Linked DNA regions of Homo sapiens: regions 1, 2, 3 and 5 are each linked to region 4. The links are chromatin loops, found by intact Hi-C in ENCODE. Cell type or tissue: Panc1. All regions are shown on one strand. Links, peaks and the distances in the headings refer to the core of each region. The heading gives the core; the rest is flanking DNA.

What was found. Peaks named below come from ENCODE experiments on the same cell type or tissue, not always from the same donor. Only the 100,000 strongest peaks of a DNase experiment are listed, where the experiment ranks them.
Region 1: a loop joins it to region 4, with 10 times the contacts of the local background. A loop is called at or near these places in 89 of 110 quality-filtered maps.
Region 2: it touches region 4 in a loop (3-fold over the local background); 6 of 110 quality-filtered maps call a loop at or near these places.
Region 3: it touches region 4 in a loop (10-fold over the local background); 97 of 110 quality-filtered maps call a loop at or near these places.
Region 5: a loop joins it to region 4, with 5 times the contacts of the local background. A loop is called at or near these places in 53 of 110 quality-filtered maps.

The regions. Positions count from the first base shown.
Region 1 is chr11:113,727,507-113,733,391 of GRCh38, forward strand. It overlaps ZW10 (zw10 kinetochore protein), which reads right to left. Exons shown (of 16, transcript NM_004724.4): 16 at 5,681-5,885. Among named protein-coding and RNA genes, the nearest start is that of TMPRSS5, 24 kb to the left of the region's middle. In Panc1, for the core only: CTCF peaks have their summits at 3,579 (motif pointing left) and 3,787; a DNase peak (open chromatin) is centred at 3,555; H3K27ac peaks cover 3,413 bases.
Region 2 is chr11:113,491,462-113,497,346 of GRCh38, forward strand. The region is part of intron 1 of LOC105369501 (a long non-coding RNA gene); the gene reads right to left. Among named protein-coding and RNA genes, the nearest start is that of DRD2, 19 kb to the left of the region's middle. In Panc1, for the core only: CTCF peaks have their summits at 2,774 and 2,975; no DNase peak of the experiment used is centred there.
Region 3 is chr11:113,529,770-113,535,654 of GRCh38, forward strand. No RefSeq gene overlaps it. Among named protein-coding and RNA genes, the nearest start is that of DRD2, 57 kb to the left of the region's middle. RefSeq lists a silencer at 2,958-3,252. In Panc1, for the core only: CTCF peaks have their summits at 3,129 (motif pointing left) and 3,346; a DNase peak (open chromatin) is centred at 3,112; H3K27ac peaks cover 2,053 bases; H3K27me3 peaks cover 317 bases.
Region 4 is chr11:113,303,678-113,309,562 of GRCh38, forward strand. The region is part of intron 1 of TTC12-DT (TTC12 divergent transcript); the gene reads right to left. Among named protein-coding and RNA genes, the nearest start is that of TTC12-DT, 7.8 kb to the right of the region's middle. In Panc1, for the core only: a CTCF peak has its summit at 2,214 (motif pointing right); a DNase peak (open chromatin) is centred at 2,204; H3K27ac peaks cover 1,960 bases.
Region 5 is chr11:113,796,640-113,802,421 of GRCh38, forward strand. It overlaps USP28 (ubiquitin specific peptidase 28), which reads right to left. Exons shown (of 26, transcript NM_001346252.4): 25 at 4,844-5,039; 26 at 1,236-2,776. The coding sequence ends at 2,601. Among named protein-coding and RNA genes, the nearest start is that of CLDN25, 20 kb to the left of the region's middle. In Panc1, for the core only: CTCF peaks have their summits at 196 (motif pointing left), 397 and 2,562; a DNase peak (open chromatin) is centred at 218.

The sequences.
Region 1 (5,885 bases), core at 605-5,604, 420 kb after region 4:
GAGATGCCAGAGGCCTGGTAGAGTGGCTCACTGCCTGTTATCCCAGCACTTTGGGAGGCTGAGGTGGGAAGATTGCTTGAAGCCAGGACTTCAAGACCAGCTGGGCAACAAAGCAAGAACCCAGCTCTGCCAAAAAAAAAAAAAAGTTTTAAATTAAATAAAAAAGTTTTAATGACAGAAAGCTGAAGGGCTCAAGCAGTATTTTCCTTTTATATTCTCTATCGAGAATGACCTTCAACTTGAAAAGGCTAGAACGAATGTAGTTGAGAGGAAAATGAAGCCTAACATAAATGAAAAGATAGGAAAAGAAGCTGGGCACGGTGGCTCACGCCTGTAATCCCAGCACTTTGGGAGGCCGAGACGAGCAGATCACGAGGTCAGGAGTTAGAGACCAGCCTGACCAACATGGTGAAACTCTATCGCTACTAAAAATACAAAACTGAGCTGGGCATGGTGGTGCATGCCTGTAATCCCAGCTACTCAGGAGGCTGAAGGAGGAGAATTGCTTGAACCCGGCAGGCAGAGGTTGCAGTGACCTGAGATCACGCCACTGCACTCTATCCTGGGGGACAGAGCGAGACTCCGTCTCAAAATAAATAAATAAATAAAATAGGAAAAGAGAACCTAGGTTTTCAGTGAGTTCACAATACCAGACCCAGAGAAATTATATCCTATGGGACTTACAAATAAAAGAAACTGCAAATGCAATAACAAAACCATGTTACATAGTCCTTGAGATGAGCAAATACTCTAATTTTCAAAAAGGGGGCAAAAGATCTACTGTGACTTCAGACTAATGCAACTGAAGCCAATTTTACAAACGATCTTAGAACAGATTACTATATAAATAGTTGGTAAGCAAAAGTTCTAATTTTTTTAGTTTTAAGCAATAATGTAGATATAGATATGGCAAACTAGACTGTGTTTAGGAACAGAGCTTAGTATTGAAATTAAATGAAATTTATAATAGTGAATGACACACTTAATGTTATACATAATTTTTATCATCCTGCACGGTAATCAAGCATAAATGGAACCCTTCATGCAAATAGAAACGATTCATATTCTTTTAAAGCATCATTTCTAAAGCAGGGAATGGGGAATGGGAAACAGAAGCCAGCCAGTGGCTGCTCCACTACCGACCATTCCACTCAGACAGATCTTAGGGAAGGGGTAGCTCTGCCTTAAACCAAGCCAGTCCCAGACTCCAGCAGCCATCAAGTCCTAGGACTCAGTAGGTGAAGCTGGGTAACCATGCCTTCTGGGATTCTCTGTGAAAGTAACCCCAGATAAAGTGGTTCTAAGAGTACAAGGGATATACTCTCTGATCAAACAATCAGTAAGAGGAAAGCCTCCCATGCAGATTTTGAACACCCAGAAGCTATGGGATTGGGTTAGGTAGAGCAAGTGGCTGAGGCAGAGGAAAGGAGCAGACAAAGGGGAAGTGGAGGCATGAGTCAGCTGTCAGCTGCTTTGGGGGTGTCTGTTATTTAATACTGAATGTTCAGGGAATGGGAGTGGAGTGGAGATACTAGGATGAGCCTGAGTGGAGAAGTGCGGTTGGGGGCAAGAGGAGGAAGGAAGACAGCTCCTGGGAGCAGAGGCAAGCGGGAATGACAAGAGCGAAAGCTGAAAGAAGGATGCCACAAGAGAAAACTGCACAGGAAACAACATTCAGACTATGGAATGAGTCCTGAGTTTCAAATACACTGCCTGGCCTTTGCTTCAACAATCTGCTGTGTTTGTGGGTTCAGGGGAAGGGAGGTAGGATAAGCACAATGAAGCATGACTGGCCACGTGATAATAATTGTTGAAGCTGAGTAATGGGTACACGGGTTCACCATACTATTCTACTTTTATGTTTCCATTTTTTAGTGTGTTTTTTTTTTCCTAAGCTACTAAGCGTTTACCATTTAACTCGGAGTTTAAAAACAAAACAAAACAAAACATAAATTCTTACACTGGTCTGTAAGGCCTGACACAATCTTGCTCCTCTCTTCCTGTTACTGCTCTAGCATCCTTGCTGCCTACCTGCTCCCTCACTCTCTGCTATTCCCTGAGCTCATCAGACATGCTCCTCTCACCCCAGGCTTTGCAAGAATTGGTCTCTCTCCCTAGCATTGTCTCCACCCAGACATCCACACAGCTTACTCACCTTCTTAAGGAGATGCACTCTGCCCCGCCTACGGAGAACTGCAGCTCGCCCCTTTGCTCCACCTTCTCTGGAACTCCTAATCCTCATCACCGTATGCTTACTTTTTCCTAGCACTTATCATCTTCAAACGTATATATATATATATATATACACACACATATATATATACACACACATATATATACACATATATATATTTCATGTTTATCTTTCATCACTGGAATTTAAATTACCAGAGGGACAGGAAATTTTTGTTTTGAGGTTTTGTTTTGTTTTTTTTGGTTGTAGTTCAGTGACTAGAATGCCTGGCACTCAATAAATGTAAGTAGAATGAATGCAGAAAGTTTAAGAACAACTTAGAAGCCTGTGGCAAGGGAGGGTGTAGGTGTCTTTGGCCTTGTCTTCTTCAATAGCTAGAGTAGCTAAGACCCAACTGCTCCCACCCTACTCTCATGAGCTAAACAAAAAAACTAGGGCACCCAATTTCTGAAGAGGAGTGAAAAACTTATACATAGCTCATCAGAATTATTGCCCTCCTCCCCAGCTTCTAGGCAGAGATTTCATAACTTGATTTTGAGACATCTAAGGCTATTTCCAGCTATAGCTTGTGATTATCACAAAATTCTTAACCAAGCTCTTCATGATAAAGTGAGGAATTTCTGTCTCAACTATTAAACAATTGGAAAATTTCTCAAAACCAGAACTTTGTAGTATTTTGGAAATTTTAGGCTTTGGCAAAATGCCTATTTTTAAGAGAAACTTATCACATAACAAATGTTTAAAATTGGTTTTGTGATTAGGGAGAATGTGGGCATCAAAACCCAATTTAGAACTACCTGGTGCCAAGACTTTTTGTACATGAGACAATTTCCAATAGGCTTATCCCTCCCTGCATTGACAGCTATGTCCCATGGCTAAGAAGTTACTCCTACACATCTCCACAAACCAGCTATGGAGTTGAACAAATTACTTCCTTGAGCTGGTTTCATGATCACAAAAATATCGTGTGTGTGTGTGTGTGTGTGTGTATGTGTGTACGCACACATCCTCACATATTTGTGTGTACCATTCTACTTTCAGAAGACGGACAAAATCTTGGGAAATCAGATAAACAATAAAATAAAACCCACCCCCAAAAAGCTGGGAATCATTGCCTTAAGTGATAGCGTAAGTATTTGCAAGCATGAGAAAGGGATTATCCAAAACTCCTTTAACAGTGTTATTAATGAAAGAAAATACTGTTTGATCTATTCACAAGTGATTGCTGAGCAATGTGCTGCAGCATATAGTACAGATGTTGTTCAGAGTATGGATGACCTTTCCGGAGCTGACCAAGGTCAGAATATAAGCTCAGGGTAAAACGGTCAGGTTTCTCTGGCTTGCATTTCCACAGATCAGGTCTAGATGCCTTGTGAGGCTCCCAGGCTGAGGTAAGAGTGCCATCTGGAGGATCTCCATTTCAGAGAGAAATGCATTTGCAAAACTGACCATAAAACAGGTCACCAAGTCGGGATCCACACAGAAACAGGAACCATTATCAAATAATTGCATGGATTTACACTGTTTGCACACTTGCCTTTTTAATAAAAACTTTCCTTTGGGAAACCTTTCTTGAATTTCATCTCTCAAAGTCATTTATATAGTTCTTGTTGCTCTTTAGGAAGGAGGTTTCTTCTACTTGGCCCATAGATCCACTGAGTCAAGCCCCTTACAGTTCCCCTTCTCCCATAATCTACACTCTTTTCCTAAAAAAAGAAAGTTTGATTCCCAGGTGGGACAGGTACCCTCAAGATCCCAGGGAATTCTCAGGTTCCCCATCAGAACAGGTACCCTCAAGGGTCATGTAACAGTTGCCATGCCAACTTCCACATGCTCAATTAGATGATTCATCTCTAACCAGAATGAACATGCACTTAACCATCAGCTATCAATTGCCTTGACCAGGGAAGAGGATAGGGTCTGCCTACTCCATGTGCCATAATACATTACTTTTAATGGCAAAAATTGCAATTACTTTTGCACCAACCTAGTATAAACTATTCATTAGGTGAAACAGTCCCGAGGGACTGCATCTGCATAGGCTAAGAAGAGCTGCAATGCAGTTTTCTGTGTTACTGTGAGGAAGGAGTGAAAAGCATGCTTTTCAGTTACAAGAGATCCTACCTCCAAATTGCTGTACCTGTCAGGAATAGCTTCTATGAAGAAATCTGCTGTTCTGTGTAATAGCCCTGTGATGCATTTATTTCAGTTCTACCCTTAGTTCCCCATTCTCTCAATTGCTGAGAAAAGTAATGCTACCTGAAATTACATGAATTTTCAAAAATGGGTATTTTCTTCACCTGCGAAAATGGGCCCTTCCTCCTCTCTTAGAAAGCCAACTTCTTTGTTCCTCAAAAAAACAAAGCTGATTCAGACAATTCTTTTCTGCGTTCTCATAATAGGACATGCAGAATATAGATAAATAGCTTCTTGTTAACCACAGCTGAATTCTTTCACAAAAAGAAAACCAGTCTTCTTTCTTAATAGTTCTTGTATGACCCTTAAACAGGAAAAAGAAAGACTAGGCAACCAGAATGACATGATTAAAGGGGCCGAGCCAGAACTAAGAAAAAGGTTAAGGGCAGGAGGAAGAACAGTTTGTTCCATGTCTGCAAGGAACTGGAGGACCGTCTGCCTGCAAGGCTGAGGACTAAGGAAGCACACCCACTGGATTAGCAATTTTTTTTTTTTTTTTTGGAGACAGGGTCTTATTCCGTTGCCCAGGCTGGAGTGCAGTGGTGCAATCTCCGCTCACTGCAACCTCCACCTCCCGGGTTCAAGCAATTCCTCTGCCTGAGCCTCCCGAGTAGCTGGGACTACAGGTGCCCACCACCATGCCCAGCTAATTTTTGTATTTTCACTAGAGATGGGGTTTCACTATGTTGGCCAGGTTTGTATTAGCAACTTTCTTCAGACAGCACCTACCTCAAAAGGACCTAAAGGTCATACCCCTTATCCTCTTTTCAGAATAAGAAATTGTATTTCAGTATGAAGAGATACAATCCAGAGTCCTAGACAGGTTCAGAATAACCTTAACATAATATATTCCTCCAATGGCTGCAAGGAGTTAAAAACACAAAAAGCTGAGTTGAAGGATTACCTATGTCCACCAAATAAAGGATTAGGCTATAAAGACCAGAGTCAGCATGTCATGGCACATACATTCCAAAGGAACATTGGCAATTTAAGACCTTTGCCATTTGACAAGATAAAGAAACAGTGTTGAGAAGGAGGAAAAGTCCAACCAAGAAAATAAAATTTAATTGAAATAGCAAAAAGTGCCAAAAATGTGTGCTTAAACAAAGTCCTAGGAGTCCCAAGAATTCTGAGAAATTATCAGGTAGTATTATGATGAATGAAGATGACCAGTCAGTGAGTCCTGTGTGACGGTCATATACCTCAATAAAAAGGATGGCATAGAATGTAAGAAATCTCGTTGTTCTCTTTTGTCAAAGCTCCCATGTTATTAAAGACACTCACCCTTAATTGTAAAAAGCAATATTTATTGGAAAGAAATATTACAGGAAGTCTCCTTAATTCCTGTAAGGCCAAATATGGTGGCCCATTCCTCCCTTCCCCTCCTCCACACCCCTAAAATATCTCCGATTTGCTCAGAAATTCTCTACCCTGACTCCTGGAATCTCCCAATTCCTCGTTCCAAAGCTAGGGCCTGCATTTACAATGTATATAG
Region 2 (5,885 bases), core at 439-5,438, 190 kb after region 4:
GACGAACTGGTAAATAATATGTGTTAATTATCAGGGAAAACCCTATAAAGGTTAATGAGAAATCAAAACTCATAAGCAAAGGTTCTTGGATTTCTGGACAGGTAATTCCCAAGCCTTGACAGCAACAGAGGTCAGGTGGCCACGGCCAGGCACCTACTGGGCCTTCCTTTGCGTGGGCCAGAAGATTAGAGCCACTGCTCTTTCTGATGCAGGAGAAGGTAATTCATAAACCTAGTATTTTCTTTAGACATTTATTTATTTTATAAAGCATTTGTCCCTTTTTTGTTGCAGTTTTCCCTCCAACTTTGTTGAGGTATACTTTAAGCATTTCTTAAAGGCCTTATACTTTTCTGGTGAGTTAGGGCTGTTGTTCTCTCCACATGGTAAGAGTACTGGGCACTAACTAAACCCATCGCCAGTGTGCTCTCCTGGCCTTGGATTTCCTCTTTCGAGAATGACCCAGGACCTCTCTCTTGAACGAACTCAGTCTGCCTTGCCCCTGGGCTTAGCTCTCCTCACCCACTCCCTTGGACTTCCTCCCTCACAACGCAAGAGCCCACAGTCTCCTTTAGAATCAACTCTGTGGTAAACAAATGTTCATGTTCCCCCAGATTCCTCAACCAAGTGGCCTCCTCTCTTCCCAGTTTAACTAAAACTTGGCACTTCCCTACAGATATTGACTCTCCTCCAGGTTTCTCAGTTAGTAAACACTCTTTCTTCCACAACCCAGAAATGTCTCATCAGGAGTTCATGGTCTAGGGGCACACAGACAAGTACCCAAACTTTTACAACCCATGTCATTAGAGCTGCACAGAGGGTAGAAAAGAAAAGGTACAGACAGGTACAGACAGAGGGCCCAAAATCCAAATTTGGACATCAGAGAAGTATCCCAATAGAAAGTGACATCAAACTTGATAACAAAAATGGACAGAACTTAGACAAGCAAAGAAGGGGAGAAAGTTTCAATTACTTGGAAAAAGCATCATATTTTAAAAGCACAAATCCCAACAAATTACTCCCTTGCTTAAAATCTTCAATTGTTCCCCATTTTTTAAATCCACACAGCTGCAGGAGGGAACATTATTATCCACCATTTTATCCCCACTAGGCTCATAATAAGAATTTGATAAATATTTGGCAATACAAAAAATTAACATACAAAATACAAAAAAGACTTAACAAGACATTCATAGGTGAAACATTAAAAGCACAAAACAATGTAATTTGCTAAATTCCCTAGAAAACTATTATTTCTTCTTATAACAAAACCAGCATTTGGGTAATGCCTAGTGCAGTGTCACTTGCCTAGTTGGTACTTAACAAATGTTTGTTGAATACATGTAGCGTTTGGTAATTAAGGCACTTAAATTGTAATATTCTGTAATCCTGTGCCCTGTTATTCAATGTCTCCATGAAACAAACAAACAAACAAACAAAAAAACTGACGTTCTTAAAGGGTAAGTAAATTTCACAAGATCACTCAAGTAGTAAGTAGTAAAGTTACAACTAGATCTTATGACTTCCAGTGGCAACATCTATGCTCTTTTCAAGGAGCACATAGAATCTAGATGCATGAAAATTGTAGCATCAGGGAAGCCTTCACACAGGTGAAACTTGATCTGCGTCATGACGGATCAGTAGCATTGGGATAGACAGAAAGTGCAGCAAAGCAGGATTTCCTAGTGAGAGGACCTGCATGAACACAGGGATGGGAACAGGGAAAACACGTGTCTTTCAAGGGACAGAAAGAATGTTGGTCCACTTTAGGCAGAGGGTCCACATCACTGCAGAAGCTCCTTATTCAAAGATCAATTGAATTCAAAGCACTGAATTCAAATAGCAACTCTTTCTCCGTAATAATTCAATAGCATCAGATTGACTCTGATTACAGGTAACCATGGCAAAAAGGAAACATGTTAAGTTTCAGAAAGGAGGAAGTTCACCAGCTTCTCTTTTTCTACTCCAAGGCTCTGCAAGATGGTGATGCACATTTATCATGCTGGGTGTGTGTGCTGAGGTCCTAAAGTGAGCCACATACTAGTAGGACCAGAAGAAGATGTCTATTTCCCCAAAGTTGTGTAAACCCACTGGAATTTATTGATACCCAGAAGGCCTTGAACAGACCTTAGCGTAGTGTTATAAGCTTATCTGCTTGCAGATCCTAATAGGTTAAGAAGCTTCTGAAATAAAACTAGAGAACCAAGAAGGTGGTAGAACAAGAATTAAAGATTTCCATGAGAAGCTGGCGCTGCCTGGGGCTCAGCAACTGGTGCATGTGGCTGGAAATGGTAGCCCGTTGGGGAGGGGAGTGGACACCTTCTGAATAAGCATGCAGAGTTCGTTGGAGCTCATAAATGTCTAAATTGATATTCCATGTCAGTTGCATTTACACTAGCTTCTTCTCAATTTTGAATAATTTCTTCATGCTTGATAGGGAAACCAAGACTTTCCTGGCACTAAATTGTTTAAGCTTACATTTCAGAGATTTTATATTTTATAACTTTCACTTCCTTATTATCCAGGCCATACTTGCACACAGATGAAATATGGTATAAACTACAGTAGAGCAAAAAGGAAAGAATGAAATTCGTCTGCAACCCCAGCACCGAGAGACAAGTACAGTTAACTGGGTATGTATTTTTCCAGAATCTTTGCATAATTTTTAAAATAAAAATAAGATCAAACTGTGCATACAATTTTATTTTATTTTACTAATGTATGTATATATTTTAGAGACAATGTCTCCCTCTGTCGCCCAGGCTGGAGTATACTGCCCTGATCATAGCTCACTGCAGCCTCGAACTCCTGGGCTCAAGCAATCTTCCTGCTTCAGTCTCCTGAGTAGCTGGGACTATAAGCACATTAGCTAGCTGCCATGCTTAGCTAGTGTTCTTGGCTTTCGTGGAGACGGGGTCTCACTATGTTGCCCAGGCCAGCCTCAAACTCCTGGTCTCAAGGCTTCCAAAGTGCCGGGATTACAGCCATGAGCCACTGTGTCCAGCGTGTACATTTTATATTATATATGCTGATTTTTTTTGCAAGGCTCTCCAATATGCTGGTTTTTAATTTGACAATATAACATTCAGCATCTCTTCACATCAATAAATAGTCATCCACAGCATTGTTTTTATAGTCATACAGTGTTCTATTGTGTTGGTGCCACTGGTGATCCATTGTTTGACATCTAAGTTGTCTCCAATCATCAGATATTATAACCATAAATGATGCTTTGGTGAGTCTTTGCATGCATCCTGAATTATTCCCTCAGGGCTCCTTGTCCCTTTCCAGCTTCTTCCTGCTTAAAGCACCTTCACTGTTGCTCCTCTTTCTGGCCAAACTGAACGTCTTCAGGTTTTTTGAACTTGTCACGCTGTTTGCCTCTGTGCTTTTGTACATCCTCATTCCACTGCCTAGCACACTCTCCACTGCCTGAGCACCCTTATCCATTCATCTTTTAGCTCTCAACAGAGACATCACTTCCTCAGATGAGTCTCCTCTGACACCCACCTCCACCACAGACCTCTGCACCTCTCATGTCACCACCGTCACCCACTCTTCATTCTCTTACGGCAGGAATCAGCCTGTGTTGTAGCATCCTGTTGCCCTGTCTTTTTCCTTCACTGAGCTGTAATGTCCACAAGGCTAGAAACCATGTCTGCAGTGGTCAATGTACCTAGAACAGTGCCCAACACATAATAGGTACTCCATGAACATCTGTTTAATGATCAATAAGTACCTTCCTCACTGTAAAACTGCTGCATCAAAGGCATGCCCTTGTTAAGTCTTGTGACACACACCGCTCCCTGGAAAAGCCTTGCCTTTACAGTTTACCTCTACTCCCACAGTGTGCGAGGGTGCACATTTCCCCACATCTTGGATAGTCTTGCAAAAAAATCTGAGAAGACTTTCTTTCCATGGGGCTTTATTTAAAGGGCATCGATTGGAATGATGTGCAGTGGGTTATTCAGGAGTCTCAACGCAGTGGGGTATAAACATGAAAATTAATTTTTTCTAGTCACTGCTTTCTGCTGTGTTCTGTCAAATCCCTTTCTCCCATCCCTTGATATTTTGGGCAGAAAGTGAATAAATATTCCTGTCACTTTCAGTTACTAAAAACTCAGTCCAGTCCATTTAAAACTCCAAATTCATATCTGGTTCAAAGCTCTTCCTTTTGTCAATGTCCCAAACCCCAGGAAGACTGTGGCTTTAGGGACTTGGAGGTGGGGGAGCAGCATGGTCTCCTCCTTCACTTCTCCTCCTCCTCTTCCTCCCTTCTCTGGATCTAGCGGTTCTAGACTTGGGGGCAGGAAGGAAGGATGGGGAGGCAGGAGGCATCTCAGTGTGGCCGAGAGTGATGGTGGTGAGGAGGCATCTCTGATCTCAGCCTGGCTCACCCTGGCTCTGTGGGAGGTTAGTGGACCCCGCTGAGTGGCAGTCTCCACATGGAGGGTGGGGTCTTTTTTTGGAGCAATATTCAGCTCAACCCGGGTCTCCTCTCCTAGAAGGAACCACTTGAAAAGGAGGTGGTAATGCCCCCCTTCAACCTGCACTGTGCCCCCCTCTCTCTGAGTGGTGCCTTCCCGACTTATTCTGGCAACCAGCTGGGCAGCCCGCAGTTCCTGCCCTTCCATTCCATGCCCCTTGTGTGGAACCATAGGCAATACTGTGGACTTCCACTGTGTCCTCCAAGGGCTGCTGAGACCCAGGATGGGGTAACCCCAGTGCTTCTTTCCCAGGCCCTCTGCAGCCCCTTCTCCCTCCACTGGCATGGGCCATCTCCACAGGTCTTAGAGAGTCTCTAGAGCAGAGTGCCAGTGCAGTGGTCTCTGTGATCATGTGTCTTCCCATGGGGAGATAAGGGAATTGCCCCCACCACCAACACTGTAAGGTTGCAGCTCTGGTGCCATCTCCCCATACCATTCCCCAGTCCTCTCTTGGTATCTGCAAGAGTGAGGAGCAGAAGGCAGGACGGAGAGTGGCTTGAAGGGGGAAGGTCAGTTCTGCAACCAGTTTGCAAACCTGTGGTTTACAAACCACATTGCCAGGACATGTTAGCCCTGCTCCCAGGCAGCTCTGTTTAGAATGCAGGCTTCCTCAGTGCCTCTTCTCCTCTGCTTTGGTTTGGGCCTTAGCCACAATTCTGGGGCACCAGAAAAATCCCCCTCATTATTTTGCTGCAGATATAACAGTCATGATCCTCAACAGTATGGTTATGATAATTGCAGAAATAGACTGCACATGGCTATTTCTTGTAGCAGCACTGGATAAAAGCTAAGGGTAAGACTAGGCAATTTGGATTAAAAGGAAAATAGTCACATAAAGCAAGAGAGACAGAGCCTAGAGCCCTGCAGTGTGGGAGTGAGGGAGGGTGAAGAGGGGACAACGAGTTGAGTAGGGGTTCATGTGCCTCTGGGGCCCAGAGGGTCAAGAGACCTCTCTGTCCGCTTTTGTCCACTGTCTGGGGCAATTGGATATCTCTTGCGAAGCAGGGAGGGAGAAAGGGACCCCAGTGAAACCCTCTCACCCTGCCTCAGTCCTCCAAATGTCACATCTATTTGAGCTGATGCTCTGACCAAAGCTCCTCCCTCCTCACTGTCACTGGCCAGAACAATCCATATATTCATTTCCCAGAGCCTGAGCTATTACAGGTGATTGAATAGGTGCAGAAGTGCCCATGGATTGGGAGAGGGATGGCCAGGGATTGTTTCCAGCACCCAGCATCCATGAGAAAAAGCACCTTGGATAGGATCTCAATAAATCAATCACAGTGTGAGGCCCTCCCAGCTCTCTGGCATGGTCTGTTGAAATAAGATCCTCACTATTGCAATTATAGTCAGAGTGTGGGGAGCCTTGGGATTCATTAGTTTTGACTTCAGCAGCACTGA
Region 3 (5,885 bases), core at 448-5,447, 230 kb after region 4:
GGCCAGTGAGACACTGGCAAGCATGCCACAAACAAAGGCTGGGTGGGTAAGTGCTTGAACACTGGGGCTTATCCTCTTGAAACTCTCCCTCCTGGAAGCCAGCTGTCAAGGTGTAAAGAAGCCTTGGGGAAACTAGCACTCTGTGAGAGGCCACATGGAGAGAAGCCTGAAGGAAGAGAGATCATCCTGGACATTCCAGCCTCTATAGACCTCCCAGGTGAATGCATTCTCATGATTGACCTCACCTGTATCTTGTAGAATGCAGAAAAACCACCTAGCTGAGCCCAACCAACCCACTGAATTGCCATTGTTCAATTTAGGCACTATTTGTTATGATCATTTTGAGGATGATTTGTTATGCCGCAATAGACAACAGAAACAGGCCAATATGGAAACTCCCATGTGCCTGATTCCTGGCACAGGAATACAGCTTCCCTGGCAAGCCTAGCTGGTCCCTGCAGCTGCCCAGTGTACCAAGGCCATTTGCTGGGACCAGGGCTGCCAGCAAAAGCCAGACCCAAGTTAGAAAATTAAGCCCCCAAATAAATGCACAACCATAAAATGGAAACACCCAAGAAAAGCCACAGCTGTATACAAATGTGAGTGGCCTTTGTCAGGGAGAAGAAAGGAAGGCCAGGCTGGGCTCTGATGTTGCCTTCCTCTGGACCTCCTTACAAGCACACCTGGCAGCAAAACTGCACGAAGCTCCAGCCTCTTGGGGCTTTTGATCTTGGAACAAAACAAAATAACATTCCACACCAACTCCTACCCAGCCCCATGCAGAAATTCAGGTGGTGTTAGACCCAAGGGGAATCCTGTGCTCTGGCCCCCTTCTGCTGCAGGGTAGAATCCACACTTTTTTCCCTTTGTCCAGCATCCCTATGTGCCTGGCATTGTGCACAGACCCATGATTGCTGCTTAGGAGCAGCAGGAGAAGAACCACCAACCAGGAGAGTAGACAGCACTCCTGGGAGCCACCAAGGGGAATCTTGAAAGTTGAGGAGCCCTAAAACAAGGATGTCTTTCTGTTTATTTATACACAGTATCCTTTTCTTCAAGACTAAGCTAGGTTTCTTTTTTTTTTTTTTTATACTTTGTGGCTCTTGCTTCAATTACAATTAAATCACTTTTGTGAATATAAAATCCTTCTTTTCCAGCAGAAAGGCAGCTCCTTGAGAGCAGAGACTATGCCTACCTGATTCTACATTGCAACTGTGTTGCCCAGCACAGAGCATGGCACATACTGAGTACTCGGCAAGTAGCTGCGGAATGAATAAATGAAATGAATGAATGTGAAGCCCAGTGTCCTGCATGCAGGATTTCTTGTTGATGATGCTGATGATGCTGTCTCACACCTCTGTGCCTTTACATGTGCTGTTCCTTTGCCCAACATCCCTTTCTCTCCTCTGTCCCCCACACAGCCCTCTTACTAGCTCTGGAATGGTGAGCTCATTTCAGACCTCTTTGATCTTCAGTTTGTTCCTCCAGACACGGGGATAACACCTGCCTTAGAAAGAGGGTGTAAGAGTGAACTCTGACCATGCCTATAAATTGCCTGGCTTCAATAATGCTAGCGGGCTTTCTCTGACTTCTAGCAAAGATTCCCATGACCATTTCTTGGTACCGTGTTCTCAGCCCCTGGTGCTGTGTAGCCAGAAGTCATTTTTATCATAAAGTAGTTAGGCAGTGATGGGAAACCATCAGGTGAGCTAGATCCATGTTTCTCAGATTTTATTGTACGTGAGCATTACTTGGGGATCATGTTAAAATACAGATTCTAATTCAGGAAGTCTGCGTAAGGAAGGGTGCTGAGATTTTGCATTTCTAGCAAGCACTCCAAGGACGGGATCCTGCAGCCCTAGGAAGCACTCTTTGAGGAGCAAGAGGATACAACACCAGCCTTAAGACAAGCCAGGAGAGAGGCAGGGGCAGCCATAGGGTGGCCACTGGAATCAGGCATGGGCAGTGGTGGCTGTGGCTCAGGCTGTTTGGGTGACAATACCCCTGGCTAGTAGGTGGTAGAACCCGATGCTAGTAGCTCTAGGGCCCCTGCCTAGAGGCTGCACAGCTGAACTCCAGGGAACGCCTGGAGCAGACGTTTCATTTTCCAGTTGGTGGAAGTAGGAGGAAGCAGGGGAGTTTTCTTCTGGTGAGGTTGCTCTCAGAATTGGTGCCAGAAAGACATATGTTCCCAGTTGCAAGTTTCTGAGCCTCTGCCTCTCACCCCTCCTACTAGAGGGCAGTTGAGAAGAACACTAATCATAAAAGGAGGCCACATGACACGTGTTACTCTGAGGAGCAGGAAGGCCTCCCTGGGCAATGTCCCTGACTGGGAGCTGATACTGCAGGAAAGGAAGGGGGAAACTAGGGCCAGACTTTTCAAGGAGCTTAGTAAGACCTGTCGGGGCCTGCTGGTGGCACATGGCACATTCCTTGTGACCTCCTGGCAGCCCTGGAGGAGAACAAGCAGAGCCCACCCAGGTCAGAAGGGGCCTCTTCTCCTCTGGGCTCAGGAAAGTGGGGAGAGAAGCGCTTTACCTGCATTGTCTCTGTGGTTCCCAACCTTCCTGGGGGTTCCTGGGGGCTTCTGAGGACTCTTGTTTCATGTCTAAGCCATCTGCAGATCCCTTCACAAGAGCAGCCACAGTGCTTAGCGTCTGTTGATTGAAAACAATGCCATGACAAAAGCCAACGGGGCTGTTCACTGATTTCCAGCTTTATTCTAAGAACACTGATGGACGTATGAAAACTGCTGACCATCTATGACCAGTCGGCCTTAATTCAGTGTGCGGGTAACGGACTTAAGGTGTCAGTGGTAACACAGATCTTTTGCAATCATTCTGTATCTCCCCTCCCTTCTTGGTCTTTGTTATCTCATTTAATCCTGAATCCTTTATCTCATGGAGCCTTCACAGCAACCCTTGAAAGTAGGGTATTGCTACCCTCATTTTACAGACCAGCAAGCTGAATCTCTAATAGGTCAAGTGCACTGTCCAAAGCCACTTGTTGAGGAAGAAGCAGAATCAGGTTTGTAGCCCGGGTTTTTCTGACACTGCAGCCGACCTCTTTCCACTGTATTCCTGGGGACTTCCTTAGCCGCGGCTTAGCATGGAATCACTCTGGCGCCCTCTGGAGGTCACTCTTCCATCCTGCCCCTTGGTTCCCAATGAAGTCCAGTTAATCACAAATTAATACCCATTGCTTTCCTTTTCTTTTTTGTAAGGTCTGGCACCCTGAAGAGACTCTTAAGTGAAATATAGCTGATTATTATAAAAATGTGTCTAAGAATGGAGACACGTGCAAGGGCTCTCAGCCCACTCTCACAGCCTAGGGAGAAGAGGAGGTGATGGAGGAGGAGGTGACAGGCCCCCTCCACCCCCACCCCACGCCCACCCCCACGTGGCCCCACAGCTGTCTGTCTGTGTCAAATGTTCTAAGCAGAGGTTGGGGGCTTCACTCCCCACACAAAGAGAGTTCAGAGCTGTCAGCACCTTTCCCACGGTACACTAGGTGCTGAGGAACAGGTGATAATTACAGCCCTGTCACCCTCATCACCTCTGAGCTGGATGAGTTTTTTTCTAAAAACAAATGTTGTGCTGCCTGAAGATCAAAGTTGGAGCTTAGGTTGGGGAAATACACACATGCAGGCTGCTGCTCTTTTCCATGAAGCACAGGGAATTGGCTTGGAAAACACCTTGGAGATGGCTGTCTTGGCCTCCTGCCAGGGGAAAGAGATCGTAGGAGGGAGGAGGAGGCTGCCTGGCCTCCATAGGTGCACCTTCTGCCTCCTGAGAGAGGTGATCCTTCACCAGCCAGCATGGCGGGTCAGAGTTCCATCCCTCTGCCCTTTGGAGAAAAGGAACCTGCGTGGCCCTTCACATCTTAGAAGGAACCTTTCATGTAGCGCCCACCTGTACCTCTGAAGTCAACTCTCTTCTCCAACTTAAATGCTCTCCAACTCTTTGGATTTTTAATTTAAAAGGACTCAAAGCTCCTCAGTCTCCTCAAGGTCTCCCTGTCCTCAGGACTCACCATCATGTATCTGTGAACATCTGTGTTAAAAAGCAGCAATGAGACTAAAATATTCTGGAAATATGTACTCAGATTTTCACATTCAGATTTACACACACTTCTATAAGCCAAAACAATTTCCTATACAAACAAATGTCATTCCACATAATATCTACTGTTAATTGAGTATTTTACTATACACCAAGCATTGTGATAAGCATTTACACATGTTACCCCATTTAGTCTTCATGCAGCCTTATGAGATGGGTATAGAGACTGTGTATATCACCATCACTTTACAGGTAAGGAAACTAAACCCTAAAGATGTTAGGAATTTACCGGAGTCTCAGAGCTAATGAAGTATTGAGAAAGCACTGAACTCCATACCTGTTTGTCTCCAAAACTCCACGCTGTTAACCACTCCTCTATCTCTTCTACCTCATACAAAATCATGTAATGTTGTTTTACATAAAACTGTACATACACTCCAATATAGCTCTACTTAATTGCATTTATAATGACATAAGCATGCTCAGGAAGGGATCCCAGTAAGTCCCTGCAAGTTGTCATAAAATCAAAATTTCTATTTTTAAAAAAAGACCCTATAGAAATAGGGTCCTCTCCCAGTGTAACTTACCTAATCAACTTTACTTACAACTACTTATCATTCTAGAAACTATCATTTAGACAAAAGCAAAGCAATTAATGTATTGAAATACATTCTTGGTTTGCCTCAGCAATTTAATCTCTCAGAAAGCAGAGGTTGTGGGTAGAAGAAGGTATCTATTTGGAATCTAATTCTGCTTTAACAAGCGGCAACTGCTTAGAGAAGGAACAAAGAGAGAAATCCTGAGAAATAGTAGCCAGGTCACCTCAAAGTTCATGCTATTCACGAAGAAAAGAGCTGGGCATGGTCTTACTTGTACCTTAGTTTTTACAAGTCAGATTGCAAAATCTTCAGAGAAAAGATCGGCTGATCCCATGACCTGACACTCTCATGGCAGACAGCTCTGAAGGGATGACTTTCAAGAAAGAAATTCTGACAAGACAATTGCAAATGACTCTGATATAGAAGAAGTGTGATTGCACAGGATGAATACACACGAGTGACACAGACCTTTAAGTATAATGTCAGGAAGGCTGAAGCCCAGAATGAGCCGAAGCCAACACCACAAAAGGTCTTCTTGGGTAGAATAAGAGAAATGAGAACAAAGAAGGGCTAGATCCACCTCTCCAAGGACTAGCTGTATGACCTGGGGTGATTTTCTTAACCTCTCTGAACCTCACTCAGTTTCCTTGTCCATAAAATGGAAATAATAATTATTACACTGCAGGTTTCTTATGAGGATTACATGGAATGATGCATTAGAAAAACAAACAACAGGCTGGGCATGGTGGCTCATGCCTGTAATCCCAGCATTTTGGGAGGCTGAAGAGGGTGGATCACCTGAGATCAGGAGTTCGAGACCAGCCTGGCCAACATAGTGAAACCCCGTCTCTACTAAAAATACAAAAATTAGCTAGGTGTGGTGGTGCATGCCTGTAATCCCAGCTACTTGGGAGGCTGAGGCAGGAGAATTGCTTGAACCTGGGAGGTGGAGGTTGCAGTGAGCCAAGATGATGCCATTGCACTCCAGCCTCTGGGCAACAGAGTGAGACTCTGTCTCAAATCAAAAGAAAACAAACAAACAAAAATCTAGCACAGAAGAAGACATTCAAAAAATATAAGTTGTAAACATACGAAAAAAAGGTCATCATCACTGGTCATTAGAGAAATGCAAAACAAAACCACAATGAGACACCATCTCACACCAGTTAGAGTGACGATCATTAAAAAGTCAGGAAACAACAGATGCTGGAGAGGATGTGGAGAA
Region 4 (5,885 bases), core at 247-5,246:
ATCTCAGAAATCACCACTAAAGAACTTTTCCATGCAACCAAACACTACCTGTTCTCCAAAAATTATTGAAATTTAAAAAAGGTTTTTTAATAAAATAAAAAGCTGGAAAAAAAAAACAATGAAACCAATGCTAAATTCCAGTGACAGATTGGTAACAATAAAAATACAATTTTGTTCCCAATCAAGTTCAGAGACACCCTGAATTCTATCCATGGACCCTTGGGAGGGGGTCCCTGGACCCTAAGTTAAGAACTCTTAGTTTAAAGGATACAAGATGGCAGAGACATTCTAGGGCTGTCCAAAAGGATATGCAATTTGAGGAAGGAAAAGCCAGGTGAGATAACATAGACTGTTCTTCACTGTGGTTCTGGAAGCTGGAAAGCACCAGTGTAAGTGATGAAAAGTGAAAGGGGTTCCAGGCTCTCCAATAATAAAATACACAAAAACAGTCCATTTATCACTGATTCATTTGTCAGATTATTTCTCATCTTTTAGATCAGAAAAAAATTAAGCGTGCTGATGAGGATACTGTGAAACTAGCACTCTCAAGCATTGCTGGTCATAGTTGGCAAATGGTACAAATTTGTACAAATCCATTGAGAATCTATTTGGGAATATTAACAACCATAAAAGTTTGAAATCTTGATTGAGAAACCCATTTATGAGAAGCTACCCAGAGAAAATAATCTGAGATACATAAGAAGTTTTACTTAGAGATGTTTGTTGCAGCAATATTTACATGAGCAAAACATATTAGAAACAACTAAAGCTCTAAAATGATAGCAAGTAGTCAAGTGAAGTAGAGAAATGAATAAATGGAATGCAATGTGAATATTAAATATCAGTAATGAAAACAATGCAATTACCTGGTATAGACTTTAACTAGAGACAAGACAAATATGTATCCTCTCTGAGCCTTGATTGCCTTGTCTACTAAAAGGAAGATAATAACACTATCTCCTAAGGTTGTAACTTGGTTTCATGGGATAATGTTTAAAGCTCCTATAAAGAGCCTGAGACATCAAGGGTGCTCAGAATGTGTCAGCTATTATGATTATGATGACATTATGCTATGCCAATAAAGTAAAACAAAATCGTATGTAATCCTGGTTACATCATTGCAAAAATATGTAGAAGAAAGACTGAAAGGAAATACATCAAAATGTTAATAGTACTGTTGGGGTAAGAGGTCATGAAAATTTTCTGTCTTTCTCTATATTCTAAGTTTTAATTATATACTTTAAATATGCTCTTAAACTGTTGATATAAAAGAAGCAAAGATGTGTTCTAGAAATACATATCTCAACCTTTTATAGCAATTGAGATGGGATCTATATCAGGACAGCAAGTAACTCTGGACTCCTTTAATTCTCTGTGTGCCTTCTTGTCCCCAAAACCTTGGAGGCAAAAAAAACCTCACTGCACAAAGCTGTGCATCACACAATTGTTTCCTTTCCTTTCCTTTCCTTTCCTATCCTTTCCTTTCCCTTCCTTCCCCTTCCTTCCCCTTCCCTTCCTTTCCCTTCCCTTCCTTTCCTTTCCCTCTTCTTCTCTTCTGTTTTCCTCCCTCCCTCCCTCCCTCCCTTCCTCCCTCCCTCCCTCCCTTCCTTCCTTCCTTCCTCCCTCCCTTCCTTCCTTCCTTCCTTCCGAGATGGGGTCTCAATCTGTCGTCCAGGCAGGAGTGCAGTAGCATGATCTTGGCTCACTGCAGCCTCAAACTCCTGGGCACAAGTGATCCTCTTGATTAGCTGAAACTACAGGCACATGTCACCATGCCTGACTAATTTTTTTTTTTCACTCTTTTCAGAGATGGAATCTTGCTTTGTTGCCCAGGCTGGTCTAGACCTCCTAGCTTCAAGTGATCCTCCTGCCTCAGCCTCCCAAAGTTCTGGGATTACAAGCATGACCCACTGTGCCTGGCTCTGTCTTTATAATTTCTGAGTGGTATGAATCACCCCTAAATGAATGACCAAGTACCCTAAATAAATGATGAATAAGTGTTAAACATTCTCTGGAGCCTAAATTGTTGACATCATTTAATTCACTATCCAGAGAAGTGATCACAGCAGCAGTAGCAGTCAGAGGCAGCTAGCCAGGTACGAGACACATAGTAGGTGCTCAGCAAACATTAAATAAATGCATGAATGGCTGACTGCTCGTGGGTCCCAGCCTTTCTCTGCCACAGTGGTTGTCCAGGTGCAGCCAGTCTGCCACACGGTGGCAGTGCTGTTCCACACTAGGCAGGCTTGGTGGCACCGGTTCCACCTGGCACTGAATGCCCAGTGCTTTTCTTTTTCAGGCAGAGAAGTCCTACGATCCCCAGAAAGGATCCAAAGATGACATTGATGGAGACACGCTGCCTTTCTTAATGGAGTGGGGGGCATGCCCCTCTGGCTATAGTTAAGATGTATCTTTCACCTTTGCAGGGGTGGGCCAGCCTGTGAAGTGGAGGGAGCAGTCTGTAAGGAGGCTTCTACGTTCACGAGGCGCAGCGAGGCCCAGCGAGGCCCAGAGGCTCCTGGAGTGGTCACTGATGGCAGGAGTTTAAAACAGGGCTCTCTCAAGAAAGTACATCTGAGGCAGTGTGGTGCGGTGGGGTAGCCTGAGCTCTGGTGGGACACAGACCAGGGCTCACATCTTGGCTCAGCCTCTGACAAATCACTTTACCTCTCTCACTGCATTTTCTTGTCTTTGAAATAGGAATAAGACCTTGTAAGGCTATCAAGAGCTTTAAATTAAATAATGCATGTAAAGGACTGAGCACAATGCCTGGAACATAGCAGCTCATTAAGGGCTAGTTACTATCATTACTGTTGTTGTTGTTAATAACCGTAGTGTCATTTCATTAAGTATAGAAATCTCAAGGAAGACTCTTGGCCCCTGTGGTCACACAGACTAAGTCTAACTGGATCCTGAAATTATTTCTACGTCTATGGTAGAATGCTGTTTTTTGTTTGTTTGTTTTTAGTTTTTTTCTTTCAAAAGGACATAGGTTTGGAAAAAAAATCAAATGTGACTTTTGAATTCTCTTTAGGGAGGAAAAAGACAGTGTTACATTCCTTCAGCTTCCTCCTTCTCTAAATTTTGAAGCCAAAGTTATCAAATCAATTGCAGCTCCAGCATCCATGGTGAGGGGTCTTTGTCTAATGGGCCATGTTTGTAGTTTGGTTCCTGGATTCAGGTTGACTTTGTCAACACCAATCACTCTTAGCAGGCAAAGGTGAGATCTCTTTATTCCTCATGTCCTCAGGAGAAAAAAAAATATCTCTCCTAAACTTTTATTTATTTTTGTTTTTTAGTGATGGAGTCTTGCTCTGTCGCCCACGCTGGAGTGCCGTGGCGCAATCTCGGCTCACTGCAACCTCCACCTCTTGGGTTCAAGCTCAGCCTCCTAAGTAGCTGGGACTACAGGTGTGCCTGGCTAATTGTTTTGTATTTTAGTAGAAACGGGGTTTCACCATGTTGCCCAGGCTGGTCTCGAACTCCTGGGCTCAGGCAATCCATCCGTGTCAGCCTCCCAAAGTGCTGGGATTACAGGAGTGAACCTCCGCACCTGGCTGCACCTAAGTTTTTAAAGTATGGTTGATGAGAAAAGACAAAGAGAGACAAAGACAACAAAGACAATTGTTTACACTAAAGAGAGAGCAGAGTAAAAGAGAGGGGAGACCACTTATACAATCTCCAAGTCTCAGATTTACTGTACAATCTCCAAGTCTCAGACTTACCGTGAACAAATGTTCTCCCATTTTTATTGAGAACATAAAACAAAAGTAAAACTGAAGTATCACACAAGGGATTTGGATCAGGTGGAAGTAGTCGTTGTGAAAATATGATTCATAAAGGTTCTCTAGGAGAAATATATTTGAAACGCAAGTCAGCAACAATTTAAAAGTCTGTTTCCCTCTGTGCATTTGAATATATATGAAAATACATAGACATTGACACTTAAAATGTAAATCATAACCATTGTTATTTACATATACTCATATGCGAGGTCCCTAGACTTTGCCATTGTAACAAGTGAAGAAGAAGTGTTCCGAGTGGCCGTATTAGACATGATGGGCTACATTATGCTGCGTTAACAAACAAGCCCCAAGGTTTTATGGATTATAACAAGAAAGGTCTGTTGCTCACTCATTCTACATATCCATCAAAGGTAGACAGATACCTGTCCTCCATGAACTCACTCAGGGACACCATCTGGTTGCTGGGTCGGGGGAAAGGACATGTATGGGGAGTCAAACTGGCGCTTAAAGGCTTCTGCCCATTTCACTTCTCCCAACACTGCATTGGCCAAAGCAAATCACCAGGCCATAGAGAAGTGAGATCCTACGATGCACCTGGAAGTGGGGAAATTGGAATCTTCCTGGACAGCCCAGTGGCTATCCGGGGTTTACCAGGACTTTTGACATGTTAAAGTGGTCAATCTGTCAAGTGCAAGATTTATCCTGAAAAGTATTTTGTGACTGTAACAGTGCTTATCCTCCAGGATGGACCACTCTGGGAAGGTTGAGGCAGAGAAACTATAAACACCCTTATTCCTTTTCCATCTAGAATAACATATTTGAACCTTCCTCTAAGCAGAGCAAGAGAAAAACTCACTTATTCAACAAATCTTTATTTAGCTCCAACTAAGCACCAGGGGCTGGGGATACAAAGATAAAATAAAGCAAAATCCCTACTCCCAGGAAAGGCATTGTCTAGTTACCCTGTTGGATTTAGAGAGTTGGGACTTGGAGTAAAGTTTGGGTTCGCAGAGATGTATGTGGGAGTCATCAAGATGGAAGTGACTTCTGAAGAAGCCACGAATGTCTGTGACTTCCAGCTCAACCAGGAGCAAACATGCTGCCCCCGTCTTTTGCATCCCTCCTGCCCAATAAACTCTTATCATTCCATCCCTGGGCTCTTGCCTTGTTGTGTCCCTGTTCCACACCCTTCCTATGGCTTCCATCCGGGATATAGCTGCCCCTACCCACATCTCTGGGCTCATCTTGCACCACTCTTGCCTTTCACAATGTTTCTTGCCTCTAAACTTTTGCCAGTCCTGTCCCCTCTGCCTGGAGCCGTCTACACACTCCCAGCCTGCACATTAACCAGGGAAATCCCTATTCTTGTGGGGACTTGCCTGACAGCATTTCCTTCTCCCTCCCTCTTCCTTAGGCACTAGACCTTCACTGCCCTTATCATACTGTTCTATTAATGTAATAATCTGTTTATGCATCTGTCTTACTCATTAGACTGTGGGATCCTTGAGGACAGAGGCTGTGCCCCTGGCTCATAGTATGATAATTGGTCACAGCAAACACTCCAACAACTTTTGTTGATATTTCTGTGGCAGTGAAGTATGATGAGATTATCAATAAAAGAGATGCAAGCATGAAAATATATCCCATAAGGTTGGGTGCAGTGGCTCACGTCTGTAATCCCAGCACCCTGGGAGGCTGAGGCAGATGGATCACCTGAGGTCAGAGGTCCAAGACCAGCCTGGCCAACCATGACCAATGTGGTGAAACCCCGTCTCTACTAAAAATGCAAAAATTAGCTGGGCACAGTGGCAGACACCTGTAATCCCAGCTAGTCAGGAGGCTAAGGCAGGAGAATTGCTTGAACCCAGGAGGTGGAGGTTGCAGTGAGCCAAGATCATGCCACTGCACTTCAGCCTGGGTGACAGAGCAAGACTCCATCTCAAAAAACAGAAAAAAAATTCCATAATAGGATAGTATTCCAAGTGTGTATGGGGAGATATAAAATGGAAAAATGACTTCAAGGAGAAAAAAGAATAACATAACCTTCTTAATTTCACGATCTCAGTATCAAATTGCTCCAATGTGTAAAGTTTATTGGATGAGATGCATTTAAAAATTAACATGTGTTTCATTTTAAAA
Region 5 (5,782 bases), core at 1-5,000, 490 kb after region 4:
AGATCGTGCCACTGCACTCCAGCTTGGGGGACAGAGTGAGACCCTGTCTCAAAAAAAAAAAAAAAAAATGCTTAGCCTGACAGCTGGGTAACAAACAAACAAACCAGTCTGAGACCTTAGTTTGTGGAGGCCTTTGGTTGTACCTAAAGGCAGCCAGCTACTGTTAGGAATAAGAAACTATTAATAGTTCTCAGCACTCCCCCTGGTGGATCCAAATGATACAGACTACTCAGCACCATACACTCCAGATGTCCATCCATTCCTTTCTTTGCCAACTGTAGATTCCCAATAGCTGATCAGGAAATAACTACTGTTAAGGAGACACAAAACAAAATATTTCACACGATTACCAAGGACAGTTGAACATCTATTAAAAGCACAGGCTATGAAGTCAGACACACCAAGGATTAGTGTCCTAGTTCTACCACTTACAAGATCTACGACCTTGGATAAATCATGGTCCCTATCGTCATCCCAGGGTTAAAATAATATAACTGAAGCACTGCACACAAGACTCAATATTGACAGGGATTAAAAAGTGAAAGGCAAATGGTGGCACACAGGATGTTAAACTGTAAAGGGTAATCAGTAAGAAAATTGATCAACTTCCCATGAAACAATCTTTGCGATGAGTTTTAAAACACTAAAGCACCTCTGAATATCTGTAAAGCATGGCCTACCATTAATCAAAATACATTTTGACCCTTGAAAAACACAGGTTTGAACTGCATGAGTCCCATGAGGATTTTTTTCAACCAAATGCAGATTGAAAATAGAGTATTCACAGCATGTGAAAACCCAAGTGTATGGAGGGTCAACTTTTCCTATATGTGGGTTCTGCAAAGCCAACTACAGAATTTGAGTATGCATGGATTTTGGTATATGCAGGGGTCCCAGCAATTGCCGGTGTCTGCTGAGGAATGACTACATAAGAAACTCCATTCTAAGAAAATTGCTGTTTTTGCATTCAAAAATTTGACAAAGTAGATAAGCTTACATGCAATGCAAATAGCCAATGAGATTAAAAAGCTTCAGTTACCACTAGGTGCTGCTCAATAATTGACTGTTGCCTTTTATTTCAAACACTGGCGCGTCAGTCCCCATCCAGTTTATCAACCCTCTAATCTGCTTTTTGGTTTTAAAGAAGAAAAATTGGAACAAGACAAATACCAAGTATGTCCATTTCCCAAATGGAAAATATATATTTAAATAAAGACCATACTGCACACCAAAGGTAAAACAAATACTTTTATTGCACATTTATAAAATCTGCATAGTTGTATCAATTTTTTTCCCTTTCATGATTCCATTAATCTTTAAAATTTGGTTAAAACACAATATCCAATCAGAAGCCTTTTAAAAATGATCAATGGGAAGTATTTTTCTCTACATATACATATATATATAGTTTTGCATATGTATGCTGGTTTTTTTTTTTTTTTTTTTTTTTTTGTACAAACCCACATCCCTTACTTTTAAGGGCAAAAAAGAAGGCCGGGTACGATGACTTGTCTGCAATCCCAGACTTTGGGAGGCTGAGGGAGGCAGATAGATCACTTGAGGCCAGGAGTTAGAGATCAGCCTGGCCAATATGGTGAAACCCCATCTCTATTAAAAATACAAAAATTAGCCAGGTGTGGTGGTGCATGCCCGTAATTCCAGCTATTCGGGAGGCTGAGGCACGAGAATCACTTGAGCCCAGGAGACAGAGTTTGCAGTGAGCTGAGATTGCACCACTGAACGCCAGCCTGGGCGACACAGTGAAACTGTCACAGAAAAAAAAAAAGAGCAAAAAAGAGGAGGTGGACCTAAATGGTCTTTGGGCCAGCAGTAGCCCTATTGACTGTTTTTGACAATTTTTAGGTATTAGAAAATTTTACCTAAATGCCTAATAACTATTAATGGATGATCTTCAGTCAAGTTACACAATGCTCTTCTGTCTAAAGTCCTTAATACTTTACTTTCTTTCACTGAGGACTGAGTATGAGGTTTTCTGGTTTAAAGATAGAAAAGAAAGGAGAGAGACAGGTCTCTTTTGACTTTTCAACATCTCACTGCCATGTGAGCTTATATTCTACCCACATGTAAAAGGGTGCAGTTCATCAGCAACCCATTTTGTTATCTCCTGGCAAGAGCCAGGCAAGGTTTATATTTCTAATCTCTTGTAGTTAAGAATTTTTAAATGTCATCTGTATTTGATAAAATAACTAGTAGCTGTTCATCTGGTTCAGGTTCTCATGAATCATTCTTCTATTCTGCTGTCAAAAATATTTATGCCTGAAGGATAATTTTAAAAGTGGCAAGAGGCTTAGAAAAGCCTAAGCATTGTTGTAGGTACAAGGCATTTCAGGTCTTCTGGCGTAATTCAACACCTTAATACACTGCTTTCTGCCTTTTCTAGTGAAACAGCTTTTATGATTTTGTACCTAAAAAGTGCAATTTTATTTTCAATCCTTCTTTACACATGCAGCATGGTTGGGGTCTGATCGGAATCTTATGTGCCCACCTAATCCTTTTCCCAAGGTGAGCACTATGACAACGAACTTCTGTGCAAGAGGCAGGCAGCCAGGAACCAGAATGGGCCTTGAACATGTGGGAGCTTATTTCACTGTCACAGTTGAAACTCCCTGAATTGACTCCATGACAGCTGCAAATCGGCTACATAGGTCATAGGGAGAATTGGGTCGAATAGTTGGAGGCTCTTTCAAGACGATGATTTCTGCAGAAGGATCTAGAAGTCTGGGTAGAAACTCCCCTAGGCACAGCTGCAGATTTTCTGTGGAGGGAAAACAGATGGTTACATATACAGCTAAACAGATTTCTGAGTAAAAGTGAACAAGCCTTCTATTAGCCCCTTACCTAACCTCAAAGGTCAAAGCATTATGCTGGCCAGTTACTAATAAATGATTATTCCTTCAGGCCAAACCAGGAGCAAAGGCAAATAAACCAAACTTTAGCTCACTGCTATATAACAACTATATAATTACTTTATTACGAAAGGGTCTTCTAACCAATTGTCTTCTTAAAATACAAGGAAGTAGATATGATACTCTAGCATAGATATGATGGTAATTATTTTCTTTCAAATGTTTACAATATATCAGTGTATACACATGGTTTTAAATCAGGGGTGTACAGTCTTTTGGCTTCCCTGGGCCACACATGAACCTCACTAACAATAGCTGATGAGGTTAAAAAAAAATTCATAATGTTTTAAGAAAGTTTAGAAATTTGTGTTGGGCTTCAGGTTGGACAAGCTTGGTCTAAATAAAAACTGAAGACAGTAAAGGGAAACACATGGCAACTAGCTATTACAGGATTTTTAAATAAATACTATCAACTTAAACACTTGAACAAGTCAATGGAATATCTTTTTTTTTTTTTGAGACGGAGTCTCACTCTGTCGCCCAGGCTGGAGTGCAGTGGCGCCATCTTTGCTCACTGCAAGCTCCGCCTCCCGGGTTCACGCCATTCTCCTGCCTCAGCCTCCCAAGTAGCTGGGACTACAGGTGCCCGCCACCACACCCGGCTAATTTTTTGTATTTTTAGTAGAGACGGGGTTTCACCATGTGAGCCAGGATGGTCTCCATCTCCTGACCTCGTGATCCGCCCACCTCAGCCTCCCAAAGCGCTGGGACTACAGGCGTGAGCCACTGCGCCCGGCCTTTTTTGTTTTGTTTGTTTTTTAAAGATAGGGTCTCACTCCAAGCTGGAGTGCAGTGGTATGATCTTGGGTCACTGTAGCCTCGGCCTCCCAGACTCAAGCAATCCTCTCACCTCAGGCTCCTGAGTAGCTAGAACTACACTATACCCAGCTAAGTTTTCATTTTTTGTAGAGGCAGGGTCTCACTATGTTGCCCAGGCTGGTCTCAAACTCCTGGGCTCAAGTGAGCCACCCACCTTGGCCTCCCAAAGTGCTGGGACTACAAGTGTCAGCCACTGTGCCTAGCCCCATCAATAGAGTATCTCTATGTCAGTGAGAACCTAACAAAGAGGATTCATATCAGAATATATAACAATTTTCCAAGTCTACTGAACTCACCTAAAAACAACCAGCTTTACATTCCCTCCTTAAGATGCTTTAAACAAGCAAGGACAGTCCACTAATTAATCTTGAAGTCATCATAGTTAATATGCTATATAACTTCAAGCCACAGAAAAAATTCATCAAGGCACCCCTCCCATAACCATACTCTGCATGATTTTTTTTTTTTTTTTTTGGATATGGAGTCTCATTCCGTGGCCCAGGCTGGATTGCACTGGTGCTATCTCGGCTCATTGCAAACTCCGCTGCCCAGGTTCAAGTGATTCTCCTGCCTCAGCCTCCCGAGTAGCTGGGATTACAGGCGCCCATGACCACACCTAGCTAATTTTTGTATTTTTAGTAGAGATGGGGTTTCGCCTTGTTGGCCAGACTTGGTCTTGAACTCCTGGCCTCAGGTGATCTGCCCACCTCGGCCTCTGAAAGTGCTGGGATTACAGGTGTGAGCCACTGCACCCAGTCAGATTTTGATTTTTAAACTATAAAAGAGTTCATCTTTTGGCACATGAGAGAGTAATGGAAGTCTGACATTCCTGGAGAGCAGTGACTTTTTTCAAACCAGGCTTGTTGGTTGCCCATGGAGGTGATTTGGCAGTCATGGGGAAGCTAAAGGGAGGTTAAGAGGGGCAGAGGCCCAGGCTCCCTCCTCTTGTTTCAATAGAGCAGATCCATTTTTAATTTACTTATATGCTAGAAGGTTCCAATTCCTTAAAAAGGTTTGGCAACCAGTGCTATCAAGTGAGAACACTGAAATTTCTACAATTCTCAAAACCTCAGAATATTATTACCAAGAGCATATACCTGCAATATCTTGCCCAAGGTAAGAGCACCAATGGTTTCTCATGACCTCAATGGCATCCAGATCATCCTTGGAAATGTCATTATTAATGATAAGGTGAATGCAGGGGATGATCAGTTCATTCATCACATTAATGCCCTCAGTTACGGAGTGATCATCATTTGTTTCAAAAAGAGAAGCTGCTTTGGCATTCAGCTCCTACAGATAAAAGGTAGAATTAGGTGGGGAAGAGTCTGAAAAAGATAAATATCTCTTTAATAACAGTCTAAACAAGTGGTTCCCAAACTTTACTGCACATTGGATGTACTTAGGGATCTTTAAAAACTACTGATGCCTGGTTCCCACTTCTGATAAGCTGATTTAATTAGTGTTTAGATGACCGGGACACTGGGATTTTATGAAAGCTCCCAAAGTGATTCTAATGCTGTAAAGTTTATGACCCATTGGCCTAAACTTGTAAGTCAAGGTCATGCTTAACACCTGTTTCAACCAAAGACCTGTTCACTGGTTGTCTATCTCCTCTGAGCATCAGAATCACCTGCAGAAGACACACTGATGCCCAGGGCCCTTCCCAGGGATTCTGGTTTAATTGCTAGGGAGAGGCCTGAGCTTCACGACTGTCTGAAAGCTCCCTATATGATTCTGATGCACACTAGGGGTTGGGACTCAATAATGGAAAGAGTCTAAATCCCTATAATTGCATTACTTCAGAAGCTGAGTAGGATATTCAAAATGTCAATCTATTTGGTGATTTAAAATATAAAAACATGGCTCTAATAAAATTCAGATCCATCAAACCAACAAGATCCCTTTTCAGCTTCAAAGTGGCCCTGCCACACCTATAACTAATACAGATGTCAAAGTATAAATCAGAAAATAAAGCTATTGAGTATATGTCATGACTTAATCTCACCCATTCGGTATGAACAAGGTAAAGGCAG